Regions from separate parts of the Homo sapiens genome. Here all the other regions are linked to region 1. The links are chromatin loops, found by intact Hi-C in ENCODE. Cell type or tissue: right lobe of liver. All regions are shown on one strand. Region 1 overlaps ALOX12 (arachidonate 12-lipoxygenase, 12S type). Region 2 has its middle 12 kb from the start of TEKT1. Region 3 has its middle 82 kb from the start of TEKT1.

What was found. Hi-C counts contacts between places; a loop is a spot of excess contacts. Peaks named below come from ENCODE experiments on the same cell type or tissue, not always from the same donor. Only the 100,000 strongest peaks of a DNase experiment are listed, where the experiment ranks them.
Region 2: it touches region 1 in a loop (6-fold over the local background); 46 of 110 quality-filtered maps call a loop at or near these places.
Region 3: a loop joins it to region 1, with 4 times the contacts of the local background. A loop is called at or near these places in 104 of 110 quality-filtered maps.

The regions. Positions count from the first base shown.
Region 1 is chr17:7,002,865-7,006,864 of GRCh38, reverse strand. ALOX12 (arachidonate 12-lipoxygenase, 12S type) reads right to left here. Exons shown (of 14, transcript NM_000697.3): 9 at 1,522-1,608; 10 at 838-1,007; 11 at 258-379. The region is part of intron 2 of ALOX12-AS1 (ALOX12 antisense RNA 1); the gene reads left to right. Among named protein-coding and RNA genes, the nearest start is that of ALOX12-AS1, 7.5 kb to the left of the region's middle. In right lobe of liver, a CTCF peak has its summit at 1,875 (motif pointing right); no DNase peak of the experiment used is centred here; H3K27ac peaks cover 239 bases.
Region 2 is chr17:6,841,634-6,845,633 of GRCh38, reverse strand. No RefSeq gene overlaps it. Among named protein-coding and RNA genes, the nearest start is that of TEKT1, 12 kb to the right of the region's middle. In right lobe of liver, a CTCF peak has its summit at 2,207 (motif pointing left); no DNase peak of the experiment used is centred here.
Region 3 is chr17:6,911,889-6,915,888 of GRCh38, reverse strand. No RefSeq gene overlaps it. Among named protein-coding and RNA genes, the nearest start is that of TEKT1, 82 kb to the right of the region's middle. RefSeq lists an enhancer at 1,025-1,594. In right lobe of liver, a CTCF peak has its summit at 1,863 (motif pointing left); a DNase peak (open chromatin) is centred at 1,868; H3K4me3 peaks cover 666 bases.

The sequences.
Region 1 (4,000 bases):
CAGTTCAGGGGCATCTGTGACTGGGGTGTAGTGGGACTAGGGGTTGATGGCCAGGGTCTCTGAGGAGGACAGTCCTTGGGTCTCTAGAATTGTCCTGAGTCGGAGGAGGTGGGAATGGGATACACATGCTTTCCCGTGTGGAGGGAGGAAGGGAGGCGTGATGAGAGGCTGGGGTCCTGTCCCCAGAAGGGCAGGGCTGGGAAGGCGCCCTGGCAGAGTCTCCCAGGAGCTTCTTCTGTCTCTAGAATGGATCTTACCTCGGTCCTGGGCCTGGCACAGCCCCACCTCCGTGATCTCCCGACACCAGGCCTGCAGCTCAGGGTCCCCCTTCACTATGTCATCCCTTTGGTAGAAGAGGTGGACGATCCCCTCCACATACCTGCCCAGGGGGAAAAGGCACTTGAGGGCAGAAAGCCCCCGCCTCTGACCTCTATTCCTCTTTCTGTGGCATCTGCCCAATGCTTCCACAGTATCTGGGAAGACACCTCGCCTTTGGGACATCCTCAGCCCTCTAAACACACTAGCATCTCATGGAAGATGTGGGTCCTTAGTTCTAGGAATTCGCATGGTTGCTGTCATACATCGTCAGAAAATCCTGATTTTTCCAGACACCTCCCCCAGTCTCCCCCCACAGCTCCCCTCACCTCCTCTCTCTGCCTCATCCCAGTCTCCTCATTTTCAGAGCCACCCACTGTGTCCTCACTTTTCCTCATCTCTCCCCAGGATTGAGTTCTCTGCTTCTCCTTTCTGGACCTTCTTGCTTTTGCCCCATGCTGGCCTCAGGCCAGAGCCCCCCCCCCCCCCGGCCCCACCATTTCTCAGCTCCTCCTTACTCACCTGGCAATGATCTCCCAGAGCCGTAAAGCATCATGGGCATAGAGAGCACCTGGGAGTCCCAGCAGGCCCCGGTCAGCCAGGTCGTCAGGAGGACAGAGGGAGCAGTAGGTCAGCTGAGCTGCCGCCCGACGGAGCAACTGTACATGGCCCCCTCCACCTGTGCTCACTGCCTGGGACAGGAGATCACAGGTCTTAGAGGGGGAAACAGGGCTGGAGAACCAACACATCTTCCATAAAGTGGGGCAAATGTGGGATTTTCAGATATTAAGACATGGGTATACAGCACTTTGGGAGGCTGAGGTGGGTGGATCATGAGGTCAGGAGTTCGAGACCAGTCTGGCCAACACAGTGAAACCCCATCTCTACTAAAAATATAAAAATTAGCTGGGCATGGTGGCGGGCGCCTGTAATCCCAGCTACTCGGGAGGCTGAGGCAGGAGAATCGCTTGAACCCAGGAGGCGGAGATGGCAGTGAGCCGAGATGGCGCCACTGCACTCCAACCTGGGCGACAGAGCTAGACTCTGTCTCAAAAAAAAAAAAAAAAAAAAAAAAGACATGGGTATAAAAGGGACAGGTTCATAGGTTAAGAGTGAGGACATTCACACATAGTTGATCTTGGATCCTGAAAGTGGCAGATCATGGAGAGATGGATGAGGCAGTCCCATGCCCCGTACCCTCCTCACCTTATCAAAAATTCCTCCATCTGAGATGAGTTGGGTCCGGGCCCGGGTGTTGATTTCCATGGTGTAGCGGATATGGGGGATCAGGAACTGGAGAGGAGGAGATTGGAGGGCGTGACTGGTGGAGGCCATGCTTGGGTCCTTCCTGGTAGGGCCTGGCACCCAGCATGGCGCCTTCTCCTCTTGATGCTTTCCTTTACAGGCTGATCTCCTGCTGTTCTGATCACTCACTCTTGTGCTCTCCAACTTCCCTGTGAGTTGGGCCCTGGAGCCAGACTGACCAGGATTTTAACCTACACTTTACTCCTCATTTGAGACTTGGCCAAGTTAATAACCTTTTAATCTGCAATCTCTTCATTTGTCAACAGGGGGCAGCAATAGACTCTCTTATCTCAGGGGCTGTGGTGATGCTCACCTAAGTGATGTTGGAGAGTGTCTATTACACATAAGAGTCCTGGAATAGTAGCTGTCTGCTTCATTGTTTCTACCTTGAGTATAGGTGCCTTATGAATCAGCCCTTTCTGATTTTCTTTGCTACCTCCTCTGTCATTCACATCCTCTTAAACTAGCCTCTCTGCTTATGATCAAAGCTGCATCTCCATCTTTTAGTTGTTTCACAGTTGGGGGTTTCTTTAGGGGATGGATGGGGAGAATACTTTCTGTCAGAACTAGAAGAGCTATATTCAGCTACCTGTTTAAGCAAATCTTTCTCCACCCCTACTTAAGCACTGTTGGGCCCCTCTTCTCCTGCTTTTCCTTAGCTATTGAAAAAAGGCCATGGTCTTTTTTTAATATTAAAATATTTTCCTTAGCTATTAAAATTTAATATTAAATTTAAATTAATTTAATATTAAATATTTAATTTTAAATTAAAATTTTAATTTAATATTAAAATAAAAATATTAAAATTTAATTTAATATTGAAGCAATTAAAATTAAAATTAAATTAATTAATATTAAATTAAATTAAATTAAATTAATATTAAAATTAAAAATATTAAAATTTAATTTAATATTAAATTAATATTAAAATTAAAAATATTAAAATTTAATTTAATATTAAATTAATTAAATTAAGTTAAATTAATATTAAATTAAATTAAGTTAAATTAATATTAAATTAAATTAATTTAATATTAAAATTAAAAATTTAAATGTTTATTTAAAATTAAATTTAAATTTTAAATTTAAATTTATTTAAATTTTAATTATTTATTTAAAATTAAAATTAAAATTTTAATTTAATATTAAATTAAAATTTTAATTTTAATAAATTAAAATTTATTAAATTAAAAATATTAAAATATTTTCCTTAGCTATTAAAAAAGGCATGGTCCTTACATGCGTTTCTTTTTATCTTAGACTGTTTGTCTTCCTTTCCACATAGTTAACATGCAGGTTTCAAGCAGTTTTGGTGCTTGTCTGAATTGTTGATGCTGGACACTGGCAATGACCCCAATGACACCTTTGGTGTTAAGATACCAAAGCAGCTCACATTAACCTGAAGCTTTTCAGAAGATTCATGAAAGATGCCAAATGTCACGGAAAGGCCAAAGTCCACATGAGGAGAAAGGATGCCTAAGGATAAACAGTCCTTAATAATAATAATTGCAAGAACTAGCTGGGTGTGGCGGCATGTGCCTGCAATCCAGGTTACTTGGGAGACTGAGGCAGGAGGATCGCTTGAGCCCAGGAATTTGAGACTAGCTTGGGCCACATAGTGAAACCCTGTCTCTACAAAAAATAAAAAAAATTAGCCAGGCATGGTGGTGCACACCTGTAGTCCCAGCTACTCTGAAGGCTGAGGTTAGAGGATCGCTTCAGCCCAGGAGTTTGAAGCTGCAGTGAGTTATGATTACGCCACTGGACTCCAGCCTGGGTGACAGAGTGAGAACTTGTCTCTGAAAAAAAAAAATTTGCAAGAACTAATGTTTTTTGTAGCATTTAGCTTGTGTCACACCATTAAGTCATTTTAACCTTTAATAACCTCACGATGGAACATGTGAGGACATCTGGAAATTATTGAGGCCGGGGTTCAGGACTAAGACCCCAGCAATCCAAAGTCAGAGCCTGCATAGGCCACTGTTAAGACATGTGCAGGCTTGACCCTTGTGTGCATCTGCCAGCAACTCAGCTGTCCGCTGGGGCATGGCATTACTGTGGTGAGTGGAGACACGGAGAGGACTGAACTAGGAAACGGAATTGTAAGTGTGAATAGAGGCTTCACTTGTTCGTGTGGAGCAGAGGATGGGGAAGCAGGAGACAGCATGAGATGAATGAAATCCAAGATTCCATTCATCAGACTGGTCTCCATCTTGTCTATGTTACCGAAGGGGAAAATTCCAGAGGCGGCACAGCTATACTGGCCAGGCTTGGGGGGTCTTGGTGGAGGCCCCCAGCTGAAACACAATTTGGTTGTTTTTACCCAGGACATACTTGCATATCTTGCCAATACATCAAACTCCATGTACCTAAAACCAAA
Region 2 (4,000 bases), 160 kb after region 1:
ACCCCAGAACTTAAAGTACATAAAAAAAGAATCTAACTCTTGATTAATGGATATAACACCTTATTTTATTTTTCTGAAGAAATTGCTTATCAAATTTTTATTTTCACATTTTTTTCTACGTCTTCCATCATTTCTGCTTTCTCCAAGTTCCTTTTTCCTATTTGTTTGGATTTCTTTCTTCCAAGTTGGAGGCTGTCTTTAAACATTTGGAGATCCTGGGCTGCCTGTTTCTGTCTAAGTGTGACTCACTAAAAAGATGAATGAGAACTCTGAGGGAGTAGGTGAGGCTTGTCCACAGAAGGACTTACAACAAGGTCGCTGGACAGCAAACTGGCTTTTAAACTGGGGCGGGACTCCAAGATGTCAGAATGTGGGGGTCTTTTCTCAGGAGCCATTCAGTTATCCAGAGAGAATGTGTCAAACCTCCTGCTGGCAGTGAGGGTGGGGAGGCGTGCAATGGGTGGGTGGAGACAGCTGGGGTGCGCCTGCTGTAGGAGGAGGAAGGGGGTCCATCCTCCCCCTATACAGGCCACTTAGCCCCCCTGTTTTTAGTCCCATGCCTTATGCCCACCTTCTGTAGATTTGGATCTCCCCGTCCTCAGCACCTAGAGTTCTATAAGACCACCTCGCTTCTGCTTATTAGTTTCCTCATCTGCAGGGAGCCAGGTAGTGATCCCCAGCTCTGCCAAGTCAGCTCCTGCTCCTCTCCCTCTTCCAGATATTTGTGGGACTCTCTCATCCATGTTCATCTCTTCCCTCATTTTATCACCTTATGAGTTTATATATTCTTGATTCCTTTATTGCCATTTCAGTGGAGTTTTGGAAGGGGGAAGTGAGCAATCTGCCATGCTTACTCAGAAGTGGGCTGCATTTTAAAAACAAAATCGGCTGCATTGCTCAAAGATGAGGGAGGGTTTAGGAAAACCAATTTGTGTACAAGACATGCTTTCTCATGCATATATGTACGCAGGCCTTACATGATGAAACTCCTGTGAGAGGGGCCAGCCTGTGAAATTCCCAGATGGTGAACATAAGCCCCACCTCATTGAATTGCTATGAGGACTAAATGAGCTAACACAAGTAAAATGCTTAGCACAGGGCCTGGCATTTGAGTTCTCAAGGGATAGCAGTCATGATTATTCGGATAGTTTTGGGATGAACTTGACTAAGGGCTCTGGGGATTTAGGTGAACTTCTCTTCGTCCTCTTCTGTGCCCTGAAGGAGGAAGCACCTTCTGCAGGCTTCTCCTGGGAACCCCACCAGCCTGTGGATCTCAGAGCTCTTTGGAGTTTGAGAAGAGAATGGGGAAATCCCTCTGCTCTTGACAACCCTGACACTGCATAATCGGCATAAATGGGGGATCCCAGCTCAGACAGGAATGTTCTCGTTTCTTGGCATGAACCTGTCTTTTTGCAAACACAGTCACTTTTTGTCTGGCCCATCAGCCCTCCTCCAAAGGTTTCTTCTACTCAGTCCCGCCATACACATCGTTTTCAACATTAAAGTCACCCTTTAATTCGTAACAAAGAGATATGGGTTCTAGTTCTGTCTTTGCTACTAATTGCCTAGAAATAGCTCAAACTTGGGATCTAGATTTGATGTGCCCGATTTGAATCCCAACTCTGCATGAGCCATGTCCCATGGGCAAGCATTCAGTCCTCTATGGGCCTTGGTTTCCTCGTCTATCAAATGAAGATAATAATAGTTCCTAACTCATAGAGCTACGATGGGGCTGAAAGAAATAATCCACGTAAAGCGCCCAGCCTGCTACTCAGAGTTCAGATAAAGCTAGCTGTAAGGATCACTATCTTTCCCAATTTAGACTCTCCCACAAACTTTGTCAGGCACAACTTGAGGTGAGGAATCAGAGGAAATGTGATTTCCTTGATTTTGTCTGTAGCTTTTACTAGACCACATAGCAACCGAGCAACATAGCAACTAATGAAAGCAATTCTGTATAGTTCCAAGTCCAGGAGCTTACTTTTTCAAAAGTATGTCATTCACACTTAAAAAACTCCCCAATCTTTTTGAGTAGCTTTCATGTCATGTAGAAAAACTCTTTACGGTAAAAATGGTGTTTGATTTTTGTTTCTGCTCAAAGCAGTTCTTATCACAAATTTAAAAACTGATCACAAACGTCCTTGGCTCTTCTGAGCCTACTGTTTTATAAACGAGTTACCATACTGCCCTCTTGTGGAACATATTGATTTCCTTGAGTTAAAATCCTTGCTTAGATTTAAAATAGGACTCCCGTTTATAATTTATCATTCATAGTATTAGGCTCATCGGAAAGTATGCTTTATCCACATATTTCACAAAGCTCTTTTAAAAATTAATTATTATTTCATTTTCAATTGTTTGAACTTGGATACTTTATGTTCACTGATTCTGTCTTCCTACAGCGATTCTAGCTGATGGGTATGTCAATTCTGTTCCTCGAGCTTCCTCTGGGTTCAGAGGGCTATTCATAAACTAGTCCACAGCAATTCAGGCATAGTGGGGAGAGCAGGCCACAGGCCACAGGCCAATTGTTCTGCAGGGGTTGCGGTTAGAACTCAAGGAAACTGCCTGAAAGCCTCCTTTGTGCCAGCCCCCATCCAGCCTCACCCCAGCTGGAGGTGCTGATGATCCTAAAGAGGATCAGAATATGCCACCCCCAAAATATGCTACCTTGGCAGAAGAATATTTTGAGCTATAGGCAAGGAAGAAACAACAAATGCAGTAAAAGTTCTCTGCCTTCCCTTATCTGCCTAAATGCAGGACCTAAATTTTGCTTTGAGGAAGATGCCCCTCTATACCCGGAAGAAAAAGAGTGACTCTTATCACTGGTGATGGGAGTTGCATTCAGAAGAATCTGCATAAACCAACCTTATGGAGATAACTTTAATCTTCTATTATTTTCTCCCATATATTCCTAAGCACTTTCTCACAATTTATAACCCCAGAAGCCCAAACATTCTTTCCTTTGTCCAGTCACTTATCCATAATTTATCACCCTTTGTGAAAGTAGTATATAATTTCTCACATCTAACCACGTATTTGAGTTTCTACTTCTCTTTGTGAAGCTCCTGTGCACATAAAAATATTAATATCAATTAAAATTGTATTATTTTTCCTTTGTTAATCTGTGTTTTATCAGCTTAATTTGCAGGTCCCCAGGAATAGAACATAAGAGAGTATGGGATAAAGGTTTCCTCCCCTCTAATCCCAGGTGTGGAGTTGGTCAGCGGAGGGGCAGGAGGAGGGTCAGCAGCCTTGATGCCCCTTTCCAGGAGAGCTTCTTGCAGTGGGTTCGGCTCTTGAAAGTCACCTGCTTCAGCAACCTCAGCTGCTGTGCTTGACAAATGGCAAAAGACAAGACACCAACCACATGAGATCCCAGTGCACATTACCTGCCTCATCTTGACTTTCAGGTGGCTTTATGTGCCTATGCAGTGTTGCAATGTTAATCCTCAAGGGTGAAATCCAAGCTGGTTTATCCGCAGAGCTACCAGGGCCAGTGGTGATGGTGAGCAACGAGGCACCAAATTTCTTCTCCTAAAATACAGAGGATCTGTTCAACACACTCGCAGTCACAGCACAAAAAGCTATTCTGTATTAGGTCAGCAAAGGAAACCAGTCCAAGTGCAAAGGCAATTTTAGATCTATGTCCTGTTTCCTGTGGAAACGCGAAACTAAAGGGAAGCTCACTGGTAGGACAGAGCGAGCACCCGTGAAGGTGCAGCCTTTTTTAAACTTAAGTTCTGATTCAGCGGCGGGTCCTGCGAATCCATCCTTTAACAAGCATCGCCTGCGGGAGGGGCTCTGATGCAGAGTGTAGGAGGGCTGCCTGTATTCCGAGAAACACTGGATGGTGTCTGCCACGATTCAATAGCAGACATTATTACAATTATCAGGAGACTTTGCCAAATAGTAAAATAAGAATAAATATATTTACATTTCCCAGGGTTTGGCCCAATCAGACTTTGCTTGGCTCACATAAATGCCAGCACATAGGTAT
Region 3 (4,000 bases), 91 kb after region 1:
TTCCCCCAGTATTTTATTTACTGGTTTGATGGTTCAGGTTTCAGGCCAGTAGAAGAGGTGTCCCTGAGTAGGAATCGGTTGTGGGTAAAGCAAGTGGGTAAATGAAGACCCAGGCTTGACAGAGGTGGCTGGAGGAGCCCTCGGTGAGTCACAGTGAGGTCTTATCAGGGAGAAGGGTTGGAGCCACCTTAGCTCCCCTGCAAGGTCAGCAGGGACGTTTTCCACTTCTTAGATATGCTCCTGTCCCAGCGCTCTGGCTATTCAGATCAGACAGGCACCTCTTTTCATCTGTAGGTGTTGGTGTTCCAAATAGAGAGGAATTGTGACTGTTTCTTGTGCAAGCCTGATCCTGGAGGGTGCTCCTCTTGTGGGGATGCAGTCGCCTTGATGTGTTCCAGAATGGCCGTCTATAGTTGCATCCATGTCGAGCTCCTGTGGGAGAAGTCCCAACTGTGCATATGGTGGTGAACAAGGGGGGAAAGACTGCCTCTTCTCCAAGATCCTTCCCATGCACCAAAGCTGTCTGACTGTTGCGATAGAGCTGAAGGCTTTCCCCGCTGAGCCTAGCACTTCAGCTGCGCCTCTGCTCAAGGAAGCTTTCCACCAGCGGAAGGATCTGATGCTCAAGGCCTGCCATCCCGATTCTTTGGTCCCACAGGGTCTTCCCTTGATGGGGCGCACTCCCCCTTTCCCTATGAGTGGGAGTCCCTGTGAGCCACGCTACTGTGAATGTTGTTGCTCCTCTGGGTCTAGCTGCCCAGTGACGTTGCCACCCTCCAGGCTGGTGTTGGGAAATGCCAGTTGTGAATGCCAGTTTCCCAGAAGTGGGTAGCAACACCAGCTCTACTGGGGGTAGCAGGGGAGTGACGTAGACTCTGAAATTCCTTGGTTATTGGTAGCCATAGTATGTTGGCTTTCTTGAATGCTAGTTATAGTAGTAATGAGCTGGTCATGTGGACTCAGGACCTCCTGGTTAGCCGGAGTGATGCAGGCAGTGGTAATAGCTGAGATCATAGAGCCTCCTTCTTCCTGGGTGCAATGTTATTCTACCAGGAGATGCTGTAATGGACTGTGCTGGTTGGCCTCCAGCCAGGAGGTGGTGCTTGCAAATGAACACCGGCTGCGGTAGGTGGGTGTGTGGGGGGGGGGGGGGGGGAGGGGCGTGGTGGTGGGGGCGTGGAGGGAGGAATACTCTGGTTTCACAGGCAATAGTCAGGGCCACAGAGCTCTCAAGAGATTCTGTCCTTTGTGTTAAGCTACCAGGGCAAGTGGCGGGGCAAAGCGAGATGGGGGCTGCGTCGGTCAGGTTTGTGCTCTGATTCTCCGTGTGCAGGGCAAGCAGCAGCTCCTGTGAATGTTGGGGGATGGAGTGGGTCTCAGGCCACTGGGTTGATGTTCTTCTGCCCCCGCTGCGCAGAAGAGTTTGTGCAGAGTGGGGAGTAGCAGGCAGCGGTGAGCCCCCAATTCCCATGCACTCAGTGAGGCAGATCTACTACCACAGCTTCCACTGGCAGCGGCGAGCTGAATTCCAGCCAGTCTGTAATCGGAACTTGCCACAGTTATAAGCTTTCCCCACGGGAGATCGCAATTGTGGTTTTCACGCCACACCCTTCCCTGTCCTGCAAAGCCGGCACCCGAGGTTCCTGCACCCGCGGCTTCCGCACTCACGGCCCCCTGCACTCGCAGCCCACTTTTCACTCTCCCACGCCTGGCCCTGGCCAAGGGAGTTGGTCCCCACCCAAGGTTATGTATATATATCATGAAACCCCTCGGGAGCTTCGTTCAACCTGCGACCGCCGTCTAAACTTTTTGCCTGTCCTCCACGGGGGTCCCCTGTGAGGAACAGTAAGGAACGGCTGCCCTCCTGTGTTGGGATTTGGGAGTGCACGCAAGTGTCTTCTGCCACTGCTCCTATTTTTATATTCCGCCACCCTCCCCGAGTTGGTCCCTTTGCTGGGTGGGGTTAGGGCCTTCCTCCGTGTCCTGTACTTTCAGGGTCCCTGGTGGGGGTGTGTATCCCAGAGGCAAAAACTCTTCCCCTCTCACACTCTGGGACTCACAGTCCTTCACCTGACTCACAGTGTAGACTGCAGCCTCCTGCGTCCTTCAAAGCGTCCCTGGGTTTTCCTGTTCAATGACTGCATCGCCTCTTGAAAAAAGTTCACAAAGTGAATGTCTCTACACTATTTTGTCCTTCCACGTGGGAGAGGCGTGCCAGCAATGCCTCTCATCCGCCATCTTGACAGAAACAGTTAAAAAACCTTATTGCATTTTTCAGTTCTGAAATGTTCATTTGGTTCTCCTTTATATTTTTCTATTTAGTTCCTGAGGTCTTCTACCTTTTCAACAGTGTTTGCCCCGACTTGGAGTATTTTATAACTTCTCTTCATAGTCATCTATGTCTCTTCCCATGTGAACTGAGATTTTCCTGTCTTCTTATGATGAGCAATTTTGGATTGTATCCTAATATTTTGAATGGTATGTTATGAGACAATCTTGTTTATGTCCTGTGGAGAATGCTGGTATTTTTCTGAAGCATTGACCTGGTTGAGTTCAGCCCACGAGTTCGAATGAGTCTTCCGCGGTGGTTTCAATTCTAGTTCTGTTTTCCAGGCCTTTGCAATGCTATTTGGATCTAGCCCATGCATGTGCCACCCAGTTAGGAACCTGGATGGGACCCTATCTCTGAATTCAGCTCTCAGTCTTTAGTAGTTTGGTCCGTGATCTAATCTCTGTTTGTGCAGTTTAGGAATGAGCCCCTGAGCTTATAAACAATATTTTGGGGTTTCCTTCCTGAGCTCCTCTCTCCCTGTGATCTCCTCTGTGCTTTTCAGTTTCCTGGCATTTTCCTTTTTGGTCCTTCAGCCAGAAATTTAGGGCCTAATTTAGCCTACCTTGCTGTACACTTCTTGCATCTGTGCCCTCATTCGGGGTCAAGTGATAAGAGGAAAGAGAGAGGAAAAAAAATCCACGGAGGTGTTCCCCGCGCTCTTGGGACCACACTTCTTCTGATTGGAGAGGAAGATTCCCCTTCTTCAGACTGCACGTGCTTATCGGCCCCCGCTGCTGTTGTCATTTCCAGGAGACCCCTTTATCACTCCCTTATCCCAGAACTGAGGGCTTTCCCTAAAGCTTGATCTGTCCATGCTGACTTGCACCTCTAGGTTTTAGGCTGCCTTGAAGTCAGTCTAGGAGTTCTGCAGGGAAAATCTAGTAAGCTGATTACTAGTTTTCCTTCTGCTTTCACTCCAACCCCCGTGATACTGCTGCTTCACGCATTCTGCCCAGGTCTTCATTGTTACATTCAGTGGCAGAGAGGAACCAGCATATCTGCCTTTAAAAAAATACTACAAATTATAAAGCATGCTTGTTTCAACCTGACACTGTTGCTTTTGGTTTCTTTACATATTACCACGTTCTTGGCATCTCAGATAACTTTTATAGTATTATTTTTCCTTTTCTTTCTGAGCACATTACCAAAAGTTTTTGTGAGGCAGGTCTTTCTTTAGAAGTAAATTTTCTCATTAAAAAATGATTGAAACCATTTTTTTTAGAGTTCTGCTGAGTTCACATTTCTTGGTTGACCAATAATTTTTTTCAATACACCGAAGACCTGATTCTGTTATTTTCTGGCTTCCGTTGTTGTTGGGAGTTTTGTTGTTGTGCTAATTCTGGTTCCTTTGTAGGTGATCTTTCCTTCCTTTTTGCCTGTATTCCAGATTATCTTTTGATCTGCGGTGTTCTGAAGTTTCACTCTGATGTGTCTAGTTATAGATTTATGTTCATTTTTTCTGCTTGGGATGTACCAGTCTGTGGGGTTTGATGTGAAGCCTGCAGAACTGTGTACCAGTTAACTCTCTTTTCTTCATAAATTATCCAGCCTCAAGTATTTCTCTATAGCAATGCAAAAATGGCCTAATCCACCTTCTTTGTGTCTTTTTACAGTTTTTGACTTGAAGTTTATTTTATCTAAGTGTAACTTCTCTTACTCCTTTTTGGT